2 separate regions of the Homo sapiens genome follow, and region 2 is linked to region 1. Evidence: read pairs that join two places in POLR2A ChIA-PET (ENCODE). Cell type or tissue: CD4-positive, alpha-beta T cell. All regions are shown on one strand. Links, peaks and the distances in the headings refer to the core of each region. The heading gives the core; the rest is flanking DNA.

Evidence for each region. Peaks named below come from ENCODE experiments on the same cell type or tissue, not always from the same donor. Only the 100,000 strongest peaks of a DNase experiment are listed, where the experiment ranks them.
Region 2: POLR2A ChIA-PET joins it to region 1 with 6 read pairs; 15 of 35 experiments call an interaction of 5 or more read pairs at or near these places.

What each region holds. Positions count from the first base shown.
Region 1 is chr6:26,180,066-26,187,755 of GRCh38, reverse strand. It overlaps H2BC6 (H2B clustered histone 6), which reads right to left and starts at 3,995. Exons shown (of 1, transcript NM_003523.3): 1 at 3,526-3,995. The coding sequence starts at 3,960. The coding sequence ends at 3,580. RefSeq lists enhancers at 1-43, 3,673-3,732, 4,183-4,372, 4,232-4,961. In CD4-positive, alpha-beta T cell, for the core only: no CTCF peak of the experiment used is centred there; a DNase peak (open chromatin) is centred at 4,075; H3K4me3 peaks cover 1,619 bases; H3K27ac peaks cover 1,071 bases.
Region 2 is chr6:26,598,169-26,605,858 of GRCh38, reverse strand. ABT1 (activator of basal transcription 1) reads right to left here. Exons shown (of 3, transcript NM_013375.4): 3 at 5,120-7,594. The coding sequence ends at 7,214. It overlaps LOC105374989 (a long non-coding RNA gene), which reads right to left and starts at 3,126. Exons shown (of 2, transcript NR_187833.1): 1 at 2,268-3,126; 2 at 1-1,203. In CD4-positive, alpha-beta T cell, for the core only: no CTCF peak of the experiment used is centred there; no DNase peak of the experiment used is centred there.

The DNA of each region.
Region 1 (7,690 bases), core at 1,082-6,081:
TCTTAAATAGTCTTAGACTTTATTATTAACAGAAGTCATTTTACCTTAAATCATAGATCAGGTTACTGTGGTTGCATGAATGGGTGTTTAAAACCGAGGTTGTCATGATTAAATTCCCACCTTCTTTCCCTTTACACCTCAGGAAATGAGACAAAAATAAGTAAGCCATTCCCTAGTGGGTTACTCCAGTCCTTACAATCGCAGGACTATCAGTATGCCACTGTATTATTCGCTGTCCTCAAAATGGATTTTAATTTGTGGAGAATATTGAGTAAACCCTTATTTTTCCAATAAAGTTTTTTCACTTTATCATAATAAAAAGAAAGCTGGACAGGTGGCTATCTAGCAAGAGACAACATTTCCTGGTCTTTCTGGGAGCAGATGTAAGCATGTGGCTACATTATTTCCAACACAGGTGAGACACATAGAAAAGTTACTACCAGGTCTGGGCTTTGAAACTTCCATGTTACCTTCTTCCCCAAGTATAATGGTATTGATTTCATTTTGAGCAATTAGAGAACATCAGGCCCTAGGAGATGACAGAACATTGACTTGGAAGGAACGAAATTTCCTGATTGATCACAAGGAGCAGAGCTGCTTCACAAAGCTGGACTAATCACAATGGATTTGTTCCATGAAACAAAAATATCTGTCTTTAAGCTTATTTATTGTTGAGTCTCTTTGTAAGCAGCATAACTTTATCACACAAAATTCAGTTTTGTTACTAAACTTATTTAGTATTGTGGAATGTCCTTCCATTGACCTGAAAGCTCTTTACAGAAAAGCTGATGCCAAATGAGCCTGTCGACTTGGTATCACCTCTGTTGGGTTCCATTATAGACAGAACAGAGTGGGGCTGATTACAAGTTAGAGATCAGGCAAGGCACGTGGCTCACGCCTGTAATCCCAGCTCTTTGGGAGGCCAAGGTGTGTGGATCACTTGAGGTCAGGAGTTTGAGACCCGCCTGGCCAACACGGAGAAACCTCGTCTCTAATAAAAATACAAAAATTAGCCGGGCATGCTGGCACATGCTTGTAGTCCTAGCAACTTTGGGGTCACAGAGTGAGACTCTATCTCAAAAAAAAAAAAAGTTATCAATGGGTAGACTAGATAGTCTATATGTCTTCAGCAGTGGTAACCTGTATATTTCAATGGGCTGACTTCCCTTCAAGAGTGGTTCTGCTGGGCACTGTGGCTCTCACCTGTAATCCTGGCACTTTGGGAGGGCAAGGCAGGGGGATCACCTGAGGTTGGGAGTTCGAGAACACCCTGACCAACATGGAGAAACCCTGTCTCTACTAAAAATAAAAAACTAGCTGGGCATAGTGGCACATCCCTGTAACCCCAGTTACTCAGGAGGCTGAGGCAGGAAAATCGCTTGAACCCAGGTGGCAGAGGTTGTGGTGAGCCAAGATCGTGCCATTGCACTCCAGCCTGGGCAACAAGAGCAAAACTCTGTATCAAAAAAAAAAAAAAAAAAAAAAAATAGAGTAGTTTGTAGTAATAGATGGATCAAAAACTCCTTTGAGAATCTGTTGAAAATAGACATATGAACATAGACATTTTATGAGGCTCATTATTCTCAGAAACTCAAGGAACTCCCAGGGCTCCATGGATTCCTGTCAACAACCAGAAGTCTAGGATTTCAGGGTCTGAGATCTAGAGATCCCAAATTTAAAGATAGAGAGGAATCGCAGACATAATACTAAATAATACATTGAACAGGAGTGAGTTACCATTTGCTGAGTGAAATAGACCTATATTCTTCTTCTTCTTCTTCTTTTTTTTTTTTTTTTTGAGATGGAATTTCCCTCTGTCACCCACGCTGGAGTGCAGTGGTGTGATCTTGGCTCACTGCAGTCTCCGCCTCCTGGGTTCAAGCAATTCTCCTATTCTTCTGCCTCAGCTTCCCAAGTAGCTGGGACTACAGGCCTGTGATACTATGCTCAGCTAATTTTTGTATTTTTAATAGAGACAGGGTTTTGCCATGTTGGACAACCTGGTCTTGAAATCTCGACCTCAGATGATCCGCCCTCCTTGGCCTCCGAAAGTGCTGGGATTACAGGCGTGAGCCACCATGCCCAGTCTATCATCTCTCTTCCTTCACTAGGATATGAGCCTCAGAAGGGCAGTCTCTTGTCTATCTTGCTCACTGAAGTATTTCAATGCCTGGCACAGAGGGAATGCAATCAATATTTGATGAAATACTGAATGAAATCCCTTCAACTACTCTCTGATTTGTTTATTGTATCCCCTGCTCCATTACTCCTGCCATTTCTTTGGCTTGAAACTTTATCCTCCTTCAACATCATTTCCCTCCACTGCATCCAGTCTCTTGCCACCAGAAGCATATTCCTAGAACTAGTTATAATTTTGTTAGTCCTTGCTCACAAGCTTTCTATAACCTTATTGTCTGCAAAATAAATCTAAACTTCATTGTTTGACATTCAGACTCTTCACAATCTTCTCCCACATCTTTATCACAAGAAAACTCCACGTGAGCAGGAGGCTTGGTTAGCATATTCTTTATCTCAGCAATCTCCTTTAACAAGCTCTCCAGGTGATTCTGATGCACACTGAAGTCTGAGAACCACTATTCTCAGTGCAGAAGTCCTCAGTACAAAATTCACTGCTTGGCACTTGAATATGAAGGAATGACTATCCATTTTCAACCTACTGGATATTCCTTCCATCCACCTTCGCCTGGAAGCTGCTTGTATCAGGCAGTGCAGATGCCTCCTCCCCAAAAGTCATTTTCCCTCCTTTCTTCCTAATACAACTTTCTTTGTTCCCTGACTTGTTCTCCAGAGAAGGCAGAGTTCCTTCTAGCCTCAGGGATCTGATTAATTTGACTACACCTATCCTAAAGATCACATGCCCCTTATTAATGATTGGATTGGGGATAGGTATATAGTCAGTTTTTGTGATTAGGAGAATCCTTAACAATGGAGACCCAACTTCTCTAAGAACATGATAAAGATGAGATGGGGATTGTCGATCAATGAACAATGTGTGTATGTGTTTGTGTGCGAGCGCGAGTGTGGTTGCACACTGAGAATTGTTCAAGTCTAATTGGTGAAACCAGACAGGTGAGGCGGTAGAGGGAAGAGGGTTTTATTTTTTCCTTTAGAACCTAAAATAAAAATCCAAATTAAGACCTTTTTGAAGTAATTGAGGAAAGGAAAAAAGCAAATTCAACATTAAGAACTACTTGAAAGCAGCAGTCTCCTCTCCTCCTTCCCCACCCCCGCTCCAGCCCCCCATAATATGGGCTTCTTTGGTAAAACCCGTATTTTTAAGGACTCTTGAGAAACGAAGTTTCTCTTCGTAGAGCAAAACTATGAAATTACTATTGCCTCTTAGGTACTATCGAGTGATACCTCATAAAACACGGAAACCAGAGTTTCATAAAGCCACCAGCCCAGACAGTGAGTGCCATTTTAAGTTTTAAAAACATGCCTATTTCAGCTGCAGGAGTTTCTAGTATCTTCACATGTCAGTATATAGCTCCAATTGTGAAAAGGTGAGTGGCTCTGAAAAGAGCCTTTGGGTTTACTAAGGCAGTTGCAGGGACAAGTTTACTTGGAGCTGGTGTACTTGGTAACGGCCTTGGTGCCCTCTGACACAGCGTGCTTGGCCAGCTCCCCGGGAAGCAGCAGGCGCACGGCCGTCTGGATCTCCCTGGAGGTGATGGTCGAGCGCTTGTTGTAATGCGCCAGGCGGGAAGCCTCGCCGGCGATGCGCTCGAAGATGTCGTTGACAAAGGAATTCATGATCCCCATGGCTTTAGAGGAGATGCCGGTGTCGGGGTGGACCTGTTTCAGCACCTTGTACACGTATACGGAGTAGCTCTCCTTGCGGCTGCGCTTGCGCTTCTTGCCGTCCTTCTTCTGCGCCTTGGTCACGGCCTTCTTGGAGCCCTTCTTCGGGGCGGGAGCGGATTTCGCTGGCTCAGGCATGCTATCTTTGCTGTTCTGCAGTTAGGAAAGAAAATGAAATCTACATCTCCTGATCCTCGGAATTTGTAGACAATGTTATGTAAATGAAGATTTAGTTTCTCCAACTCTGATTCGTTATTTTGTCGTGAAGTCTGCATGCAAATGAAGGAGCTTAGGTCTACTCTCCCATTGGTCATATCCTGAGAGCAGTTTTCGAGCACGGGCCACCTAATTAACATTTTATATAACAAGTTCCTACCATTGCAAACAATTCAGATTAGTTTACTTATTTTAAAAACCAGAAGTTGCTCTCTTCTATGCTTTTATATGCCAGGGAGACAAAGCTCCTGGCGCAGTTACGTCTTCGAATTGAAAGGTCGGTTTAAAAGCTCCTGGAAAAGCTATGCCTTGACATTCAGATGTAGATTCTGGAGCAGCAGGAGATACCTGAAGAACGGCAAGCTAGGCGACCGGCGATCACCCACACAATCCGGAGAACAGTGTTTCCCACTTTTTACAGAATGCACAAACACATCGTGAAAATAAAGGGTAGGCAATAAAGCTCCGGAGAAAACAACAACAAAAAAGTAAATAGCATCTCTTGAAGAGAGCTAAGACAGGAAAGACTTTCTTAGCCAAAATGGCTACAGTCCTTAATGGAAAAGCAAGTCACACCTAGTTTAGCCCTACAACGAGGATCAGAAATAAATATTCCGTCTAACTAGTGAAAATATTTTTTAAAAAATTAAAATGAAAGCCTATTTAACAAACAGCTTTACTTTCAAGTTAGTATTATTATCTTTGGCTGAAGCCCGCTGCTTAGCTAACTTCAGTTTAAGAAACTGTTCTTCCTAAATTTGACTGTCCTTTTTAAGCCCCCACTCCTTCACCCCACGCTCCCCAGCCCCCTAGCCCTTCTCCTCTCCTGCCACCATTCCCATTTCCCGGGCCCTAAGTCTCCAGGAATGAAGGTGCTGCGCAAAAAGTATTCCGCTCTGTGGGTTAGCATCTAACAAAAGTGTACTCTGAATTTATTGTGTCTTATCTTTGTTTCACAAAATAATTTGTTTTTCTCACTTCAGTGATGACGAGAAAACCTTAAAATCTGTTTAACATCTTTTTTAATTTTCAATGTAGCTAATGTAGCAGTGTTCAGAATAATAGCTAATGTGCTTTATTTGTATTTATTTAATCAAAAAATCTTGGGCCGGGCGCAGTGGCGCAAGCCTGTAATCCCAGCACTTTGGGAGGCCGAGGCGGGTGGATCACCTGAGGGCAGGAGTTCGAGACCAGCCTGACCAACATGGTGAAACCCCGTCTCTACTAAATACAAAAACTTAGCTGAGTAGGGTGGCACACGCCTGTCATCCCAACTACTTGGGAGGCTGAGGCAGGAGAATCGCTTGAACACGGGAGGTGGGGGTTGCAGTGAGCTGAGACTGCACCGCTGTACTCCAGCCTGGGCAACCAGAGCAAAACTCCTTCTTAAAAAAAAAAAAAAAAAGGGCCGGGCGCGGTGGCTCACGCCTGTAATCCCAGCAGTTTGGGAGGCTGAGGCGGGCGGATCACAAGGTCAGGAGATCGAGACCATCCTGGCTAACACGGTGAAACCCTGTCTCTACGAAAAATACAAAAAATTAGCTGGGCGTGGTGGTGAGCGCCTGTAGTCCCAGCTACTCGGAAGACTGAGGCAGGAGAATGGCGTGAACCTGGGAGGCGGAGCTTGCAGTGTGCCGAGATTGGCACTGCACTACAGCCTGGGCAACAGAGCGAGACTCTGTCTCAAAGAGGGAGAGAGGAAAAAAAAAAAAAGGTCTGGCGTGGTGTCTCACGCCTGTAATCCCAACACTTTGGGAGGCCGAGGCATGCGGATCCCGAGATCAGGAGTTTGAGACCAGCCTGGCCAATATAGTGGAACCCTGTCGCTGCTAAAAATACAAAAATTAGCCGGGCGTGGTGGCGCATGCCTGTAGTCTCAGCTACTTGGGAGGCTGAAGGAGATCCCGGGAGGCCGAGGTTGCAGTGAGCCGAGACCGCACCATTGCACTCCAGCCTACGTGACAGAGCAACAGCAAGACTCCATCTCAAAAAACAAAACAAAACAAACAAACAAAAAAACATGTGATATTACTTTTGTTCTCATTTAACAGAAAGGGAAATTAGAGTACCCAAGTTGCGGCATCCTGCCCCAAACCCCATCGCTTATACTAGGTGTAACCAGAATGATGATTTAGGCAGTCTGGCTTGGATCTAGTCTGTTAGAAAACATCTTCACCTACCTTGGTGGGCTGTGTTGCAAAAAGAGAAAAATGCTTCTTGTTCTTCTTATGTTAAAAGAATGGAAAATGAAGCATTTCTTTAATGACTATAAGAGGTTGTTAGAAATGAAAAAAAAAACCTCTGATGGTATATCTAGTCAGTAGAGAAAAAGGAGAAAGACAAATGAGAGAAAATTTAAACCGTATTAAGGGAAAAGTGGCAGAGGGAGAGAAAAAAGAAACAGACACAATGGAAAGAGAGACAGACGTGAAGAGTAGGATAAAAAGAAAGAAATTCACCTAAAGAGGATGAACTAATACGTTGGAGAGACACAAAATGAACATACACAAAGAAAACCAGAGGGAGAGGAGTCCAGTGATACAATCTGCAACTGCAAGAAGAAACAGAAAGAAAAGTGCAGATGAAGGCCCTTAACTACATCCAAACTACACATATCAGATATTCAACTGACAAGATTGGATTGAGACCCTTAAATGATTTTAATGAGGCAGGTAACATTGCCATTTGTGATTTTTGAAATTCCTGCTAAAGACTAAAATTTCTGCACTTTTATATCTATATGAATAAAAATGGTGATGTGGCACATAAGTAAGAAAAAGATAGGGGAAATTTAAAAAATGACAAAAACTGTAGAGTGGCATTGAGGTTTCCTGTCTCTGATTGAGATCTCAGGAGAGTTTTAAACATTTTTATAGTAAATATTATATCTGCACAAAAGGGTATATGCAACATAAACAAGAATTGTAAAACAAATGGTTGGTACTTAAAAACCCAGTTTAAGAACTAAAATGTCATTAGTAATTAAGTAGGCCCTGTATATAACTCTCCCCAATTCCGTGGGAGAGACAGGAAGAACTTTGAGCTAGGCGAACAGCGATCACTCACACAATCTTATGAACAGTATATCTCACTTTTCACAGAGTACACAAATACATCATCAAAATAAAGGGCAGTTTAAGAACTAGAATGTTGGGCTGGGCGCAGTGGCTCATGCCTATAATTCCCAGCACTTTGGGAGGCCAATGCGGGTGGATCATCTGAGGTCAGGAGTTCGAGACCAGCCTGATCAACATGGTGAAACCCTGTTCCTATTAAAAATACAAAAATTAGCTGGGCATGGTGGCACACATCTATAATCCAGCTACTTGGTTGGCTGAGGTAGGGAGAATCGCTTGAACCTGGGAGATGGAAGCTGCATTGAGCTGAGATTGTGCCATTGGACTCCAGCCTGGGCCACAGAGTGAGGCTATGTCTCAAAAAAAAAAAAAAAACAAAAAACTAGAATGTCATTAGTAATTAACCAGTCCTTGTATAACTCTCCTATATATATGTTTTTTATTTAAAAATTTTTTGGGCCAGACACGTTGGCTCACGCCTATAATCGCAGCACTTTGGGAGGCCAAGGCGGGTGGATCGCTTGAGGCCAGGAGTTTGAGAACAGCCTAGCAAATATGGTGATACCCTGTCTCTA
Region 2 (7,690 bases), core at 1,813-6,812, 420 kb before region 1:
TGAGGTCTCACTATGTTGGCCAGGATGGTTCTGAACTCCGGCTTCAAGCAATCCTCCCACCTTGGCCTCCCCAAGTGCTGGGATTAAAGGCATGAGCCACAATGCCTGGCTCATTTTATTTTCTTATGTAACTAAGTTTTTCTCAGCAAGCAGATTCGATGACCTCCAGTTATCATAATTTTTCCTCATGGGAACTCATCTGGCATTGTGAAGAACAAATAGCACTTTCAGGATTTTCTGTAAGACGTTTGGCCCATTTTCTGTAGAAATGCAACTTTCATGTGCATGGCTCAGATCATCATCTATTTTGGGACATTTTTTTTCTCCATATTAAGTGGAGCAAACATTGTCCAGACTTTCATTTCTTTCTGTTGTCATGCCGCTAACTCTGCTGAAGACTTTAAAAGTCACTTCAAATTGGGTGTTTTCTGTGTGCATAGATTCTTTCCAGTTTGTATATATTTAATATGATCTGAAAGTGCTTCTTCTATATTTTTTTCAGCCAGTTCAGCATGTTTAATTTCTTTTTCCTCCAAAAGGTTTCCAAGAAACACTTGAGGTCACATGATAAATCAGTTTCTCCAATGATTCTTTTGATGAATCATGAAAGAATGTCCATTTTCTTTAAAAAAAAAAAAAAGGGGGAAAAAAAAGACTGTCCATATTCTAACTTATTGCTTATATACAATTCTAATTTACACCATCCATATTATCCTCTCCAAGTATAGCAGCTAGATTGGTCAGCTTTATCCACTCTTGAGAAACTTGATATAACATTCCTTATCAGTAGCATTTCTTGCATATGCACCATAGAATCCTTAGCCAAGAGACCCACTGGCCTTTGTTTGTTTAATGGTGTGTGTGTGGGTGTGTTTGCACACGTCTGTGTGGTAGCACTGAATTCCAAAGAAAAAACTAAACAAGCCAACCAGAAGTCCAACATGGAATATAGTGATCCGTAGAAAAGGGCATTCTACATTGAGCCACCAACCCAAATCTCTGAAAATGGCAAATACAGAATTCTTGGTCGTAAAATAGATTATGAGGTTTGTCTATTCCTAAATAATAGACATTTACATCCTTCCTAACTGGTATCTTCATCCAATCCCAGGGAGCACCTCCTCTCAAAACTCCCCATAATTGCTGTTGAAAGATCTATCCAGTTTCTTTTGTCTGTTTCAGCCTAGGTTCTCAGAGAGACATCTTTTAAAGACAAAGATGGATATATCAAAACTCCAATAAGCCATTCCAAAATATCATAAACAAAGAGGCCACCCTAACTTGCCTGTTTAATATTGCAAACCACATACCTCCCACTCCCTGGTCCCCTTACCCTGCTTGACTTTTTCTTTGCTCCATAGAACTTATTACCTTCAAATAGATACAATTACTTATTTGTGTTTATTATGTGTTTCTCCCCAGCTTGAAAAATCCACCCTAGTCTCTGCTGTGTACTGTTGATGTATCCGAATGCCTAGAACTGTGCCTAGCTTTTAGCAGACACTCAATAACTGTTAGTTGGGAGACTAAACGAATAGAGGACATCCAAGAGTCAACAGTTCAAGTTGAGGACATCATCCTAATGTAACCTGACTCTTGGGCTTAAATGTCACTGAAAGGACTAGAAAGACAAATAGGGTAGTGAATATCACAACATCCACCCACCCCCTACCCATCATCGTACTTCAAAGGTCAACCCACATATGCTTAAGAAAATGAGAAAAACAGGAACAAATTTAGAAAATCCTAATATTCAGAATAAAACCCAGAAGAAAATGATTAGAAGGTATACATACTGGAGAATGAGAGGAAGGCAGAAAGAAAAAGAGGAAGCAGGAAGACAGGCAGAAAAGAAATAAAATCTGTCACCAACTTACTCTTTAAAACACAAATATAAAGTATGATCGCAATTTCAGGCTCGCAGTTTGGTGGACAAGCACTAATGTATAGGAGTTTCTGGTTTCATGTCCTGGTGTTTGGCCCCTTACTTTCCCTTAATATTTGTATCAGATTTTCCATTAAATGGTTTTCCCCTCTGCTCTTGCTGGTGTCTTTCTCATTTAATATATTTCCTTCTATGCAACAGCCTTCCAGTGGTTTCTCTCTCAACTGAACTATCAGTGAAAACTTCCTTATTGAACCGAAAATAAATTCTTTCCTTTGATTCTACTCATACTTATTTTGCAAAACGCACCAGTCCCGCGTCCTGCTCTCCACCCAATTAACACTCTTATGTTCCTAAGAATAATATCTGTATTATTACAAACCTCTGTGTTTTGTTGTTGTTGTTGTTGTTGTTGTTGTTTGAAACGGAGTCTTGCTCTGCCACCCACGCTGGAGTGCAGTGGCGCGATCTCGGCCTACTGCAACCTCTGCTTCCTGGGTTCAAGCAATTCTCCTGCCTCAGCCTCCCAACTAGCTGGGATTACAGGCGCCCGCCATCACGCCCGGTTAATTTTTGTATTTTTAGTAGAGATGGGTTTCACCATGTTGGCCAGGCTGATCTGGAACTCCTGACTTCGTGATCCGCCCGCCTCGGCCTCCCACAGTGCTGGGATTACAGTGTGAGCCACGGCGGCAAGCCTATAAACCTCCGTTTTTAAAACACATTAACATAGCAACAATGAGAGTCAAAAAAAGGGAAAACATTTTTCCAATACACGGAGAAGTAGCCTCCTTTCTAATGTATTGTTTAGACTGAAAAAAAGTAAAATAACCTTGTTGGAATGGAGATATTCCACCACATTCATTTCTGTGGCACAATTGGTTAGCGCGTTCGGCTGTTAACCGTAGGGTTGGCCGTTTGAGCCTCGGGTGCCGGAATTTCATGAGAAACGGTATTTTCTTACTTCAGGGATTGTGTCTGGCAAATTAAATGAAAATCCAACCATTATTCTTCCCCTGGTGTTCCTTGGGTATTTTCATTTCCTTGTTTCTTGATTAAATTTACCAAGCTCCTTCTAAATGCCAGTAGATATGAAAGCAATCCCATGTTTCTGAACCACTTGTTTTGTTTCCAAACTCCATCTCTCTCATGTGCTGGTCCATCCAGTAGAGTCCCCACAGCAAAAAGCAGCAGAAGTCACTCGGCCAAGGTCTTGCAGAGCTTGCCCCCTACACTGAGCTGGCGTCGCCTCTACCTGAATCAGTTCCTTGGGTCAGGCTTTGGACGTCACAATAGAGCACGAATAAAAGGGGTGGAGACCTCTAGCTAGGTTTCCACCTGTATTCCTGTGACTGGTATTTTCCTGTGACTGGTATTTTCCTAAATTATCAGACTCTCAATTTTTTTCTTGCTAACAAAATAAATACCAAAGATGGTCTCTCTTAGACTCTGCAATTCCGCTTCTGACAATTTTTACACAATAGCTGTATTTGTACAACTAAAATTGACTCATGTCAGCATTATTCTTTTAAACACTTAAAAGAAAAAAAGATTAGAAGAAGCTGCACGTCCAACCATAAAGTCCTGATTAAATAATCAATGATAATTGACACAATGGAATTGGAGGCAAAGGTGAAAAACAAAAAGAAGTTCTCTGAATTCATTTGCAGGCAATGTGCTGGGGGAGCTCACTGGAGTGCGCTAACCCTGATAGCCCAGGTCAGCCACAGACTGGCCACAATAACTGCTGAAGGTGGCTGGGCACACACCATGCAGCTGCAAAAGACATTGCCAGGTTTCCGATGGCCTCTCCCCTCCGCCCGCCTTCGTGTCTCCAGTTAACAAGGGGTGCGAAAAAAGTGTGGTTTCAAGGGCCCTGGTAACAGAAGATAGAAAATTTTTCATTTTCAATCTCGGCTCACTGCAACCTCCGCCTCCCGGGTTCAAGCAGCGATTCTCCTGCCTCAGCCTCTTGCGTAGCTGGCATTACAGGGGCCCGCCATTACACCCGGCTAATTTTTGTATTTTTAGTAGAGACAGGGTTTCACCGTGTTGCCCAGGCTGGTCTCGAACTCCTGACCTCAAGTGATCCACTAGGCTTGGCCTCCCAAAGTGTTGGGATTACAGGCGTCAGCCACCACACCCGGCCAATTTTCATTTTCTTTAATATTCTGTCAGGTATTGATTTCAAGATGGGAGCCGAGCACCGTGGCTGTAATCTCAGCACTTTGGGAGGCCAAGGTGGGTGGATCGCTTGAGAACGGGAGTTCGAGAGCAGCCTGGGCAACACAGTGAGACCTCATCTCTACAAAAAATATTTTAAAAATTAGCTGGGCGTGATGGTGCATGCCTGCGGTCCCAGCTACTCAGGAAACTGAGGTGGGAGGATTGCTTGAGCCCAGAAGATGGAGGCTACAGTGAGACAGGATCATGCCACTACACTCCAGCCTGGGTGACAAAGTGAGACCCTGTCTCAAAAAATAAAAGGGGGGTGGGCAGGGACCAGCAGATCTAATACTGGATCTTAAGCAATTCACTAAAATTCACATTAAGCCTCCTGGGAACTGAGCATGTCCCTAGACTTCCACCAAAGGATTTTCCCCTCATAATTCTACTGTAATATAACAAGATAAATGCAGGGAGAAAGGTTTTATAAGGAATCACAAAAAAAAAGGAATTTGAGAGTAGCTGTAAATACGACTTTTGAACATTTTTAGGGCAGGGCGTGGTGGCTCATGCCTGTAATCCCAGTACTTTGGGAGGCTGAGGCGGGAGGATCGCTTGAGCCCAGGAGCTCAAGGCCAGCCTGAGCAACATAGAGAGACCCTGTCTCTGAAAAAAAAAAAGAGAGAGAAAGCTTTTAGGCACCCAGACATACCCTATTAAAGCCCTCTTACTCTACCAGGAGTCCCACCTCAACTTATTTGGAAAGAAATCAGCCCACTCCATTGCCATCAAATGCAGAGTCCCAGCTTCTCAGTCAGGAGTGAAACTAAGTTGAATCAGAGTATACACTACAACCACAGGATCATGACTGAGAATTATTACTCAGTTTGCTACTCTTGGTGCTAGATAAAATAAATCCACTCATATTGGCAGGTACACTTCATTCTCTAGTCTATAACATGTGCATTTCTCATGAATTTCCTGTAATAAGCATTCACCATATGCACACTGGGAAAAGCTGGGGAAAAGGTGAGGAACAAAGGATAAAATATTAAGAGGCAAATTGAGTCATCTCTCTGAGCTCAGTTTTAATGGGGGGATAACAATATTATATAGTTGTGGATTAAATGAGTTACTTCATATAAAAAAACAAGTGCTGTTTAAATAGAAACAAAATTGTGGATGTAAAAAATTATTTTCCTACACTCAATGGGCTTAAAGTCAAGATGAAAGTTCCTAGGATATTTTCTTCCACCCATTTATTCTCATTCCTCACTCCACCTGTGACTTACTTAGCTTGCCTGGCCGCAGGTGTGAGCTCTTTGTACAGAACTGTTTTGGAGATGGACCCTGAAATACCAGCCCTTGAACATACTGTTATCTAACGCTGTCCACCGTGGGAATGCAATTTATTTCTTCATTCAAGAAAGTCTTAAATAAAACCCCAGTATGTCTACTGTACTTTCTAAGCTGTTAGCAACTAGAGGGAAAGTTTCTTCTTCACCTTGGTATCTCTTTATCTAGCAGAAGTAGCAATGGGCACTTGGAATTCTGAATAAATGAATATGCCAGCCTGTCAAATTCTGATTCTGGATTTTTCTGTTTCACTTTAAGACATCAATGATCTGAGGAAACAATTCACATGAAACAAACCCACAAGAATTAAAAACAGAAACAAGACGAAAGTTTCTAAATGGAAACGTAGTTTGTGTGCCAAGTATAAGAGGTATGTGGGTTGTGAGAAATGTTATACCAGCTTTACCGTATGGTCCTTTTTATTCTCCCCAGTAAAGTGCACCTGTCAAGATCATAATGTGATTAGGGTATTTTACAGCCAAAGTAGACAAATCCACTCTACCCTATAAAACACAGATCATCACATTGACAGATGAAAAACAAAAACAAACAGCACAAGCAAACAGAAATTATAATCATACTCTATCACTTCATGCAACAGCCTGGAAAATGATCAGAATTTTGGTCTACGTGAGACTGTGTAGACTGTTTATTGTGACACCTAGGTTTTCAGTTCCTTTTAGTGGCTTACACTGATTCTTTGAAGCCTACAGGGCTGCTTTGCCTCAGCCCCACCATATGTAAGTGCACCTGAGGTGCACTGGTTCTCTACTAGGCTTTGCCCACCTTTACAATGGTTCCAACTCAACACTCCACCCAGGAAGCATTCTTTGTAATTGTGGGAGCACTCCACACTCTTTCAGACTTATTATTCTCCCAGTTTACTTTGTAGGAATGATCTGGAAAACTTGGTGAGGACTGACTCACCACTGAAGACTGTGATCATCAATCAGGTTCCCATTGAGAGGACTCTATGACCTGCCATGGCTCCCATTCCACCCTTTATATGCATCTACCACGATGCCTATCTTATACTAGTGGCCTGTAAAACTCTTAATACTAAGATGTGTTATTACCTATTGTCACTGTTTCCTCAAACAATGGCTTAGAAAATGCTGACTTAAGATAACTGATTGATAAACTGGGCTAAGATATTAGACAAAAATTAAATAGAAAAAAAAATCCAGGTTAAACAGTAAGGTGGGTGGCAGGGGGAGGGGGGCTCTAAGATCAGGATATGAAGGTGAAGGGAACACAAGATGAAAGTTGGAACTTGTCCAATGACCTCCCCACCAACAAAAATAAAAAGGCACATAAAAATATTTTTATTTTCTATAAATACATTAGGAAATGTATTTCTTCCCAACCCAGTCCACCCCATTAACTCAATTTTTTCTACATAAAAAAGATGCTAATACCACCCTCACCTGTGACTGCTAAACAGAGAAAGATTGCCTGGACTAGGCATTATCCTCCTAGTTGGAAATAAAGGCCCTTTCTGGGGGCAGGAAGTGGGATTTTCAGGGGACCCTACAGACGTAGGCAGCCAAGAGTCAAACAAAACAAGCATATGCAATAGTCATAATTATGCTAGTATGACAGTATGAATTAGGTGACTCAGCCAGGCACATACAGGAGTTCGGAGTGGGGACAGTGGAAGCCCACAAAACTCCATGTTTGGGCCATCAGTAGACACTTGGTCTGAGAAACACAGTAAAATGTCTGCCCGGGTAGTCACGATCATTCTAGTATGAGGTAGACAGGAAGCAGAGCAGGGCCAGGAAATGGAAGGGGCCACCCAGGCCCTCAGGAGTCCCTGACAAGGGAAGGTCCCTCCATGCTCTCTGAGGGTGGCGGGGCTCCAAAGATCCTGGCCAGGAGCCCTTTGTTGGAGCGGGCCTTGTCCTGGGCAGTTGCCAGGCGAGCCCGTTCACGTCCCCCTGGCCGTGCTGCTTTACGGGCCCTCAGTTCCTGCTCAGTAGGACGCTGGGCAAATGTCCAGGAGCCATCTGGGCGAGCAGGGTCCCCATCGGCCGCAAGAAAGCGTTGTCCCCGTTCCACACTTTGAAGATAGAAGTCGGTCTCACGCTTGGCTTGAGCAACCTCCGCTCTCAAGCGCTGCCTGCGCACCTGGCGCTCAAAGGCGAGGTGCTCGCTGAGGTGGGACCAGGTGAAACGGTGCAAGTACTGTGGGCAGAAAAGAAGAAAAGATCAGGATAGTGCAGATTAGGGAGAAAGATGAGACAAGGGGACAAGGCCAATGAGAGGCCATGGGGATACTTG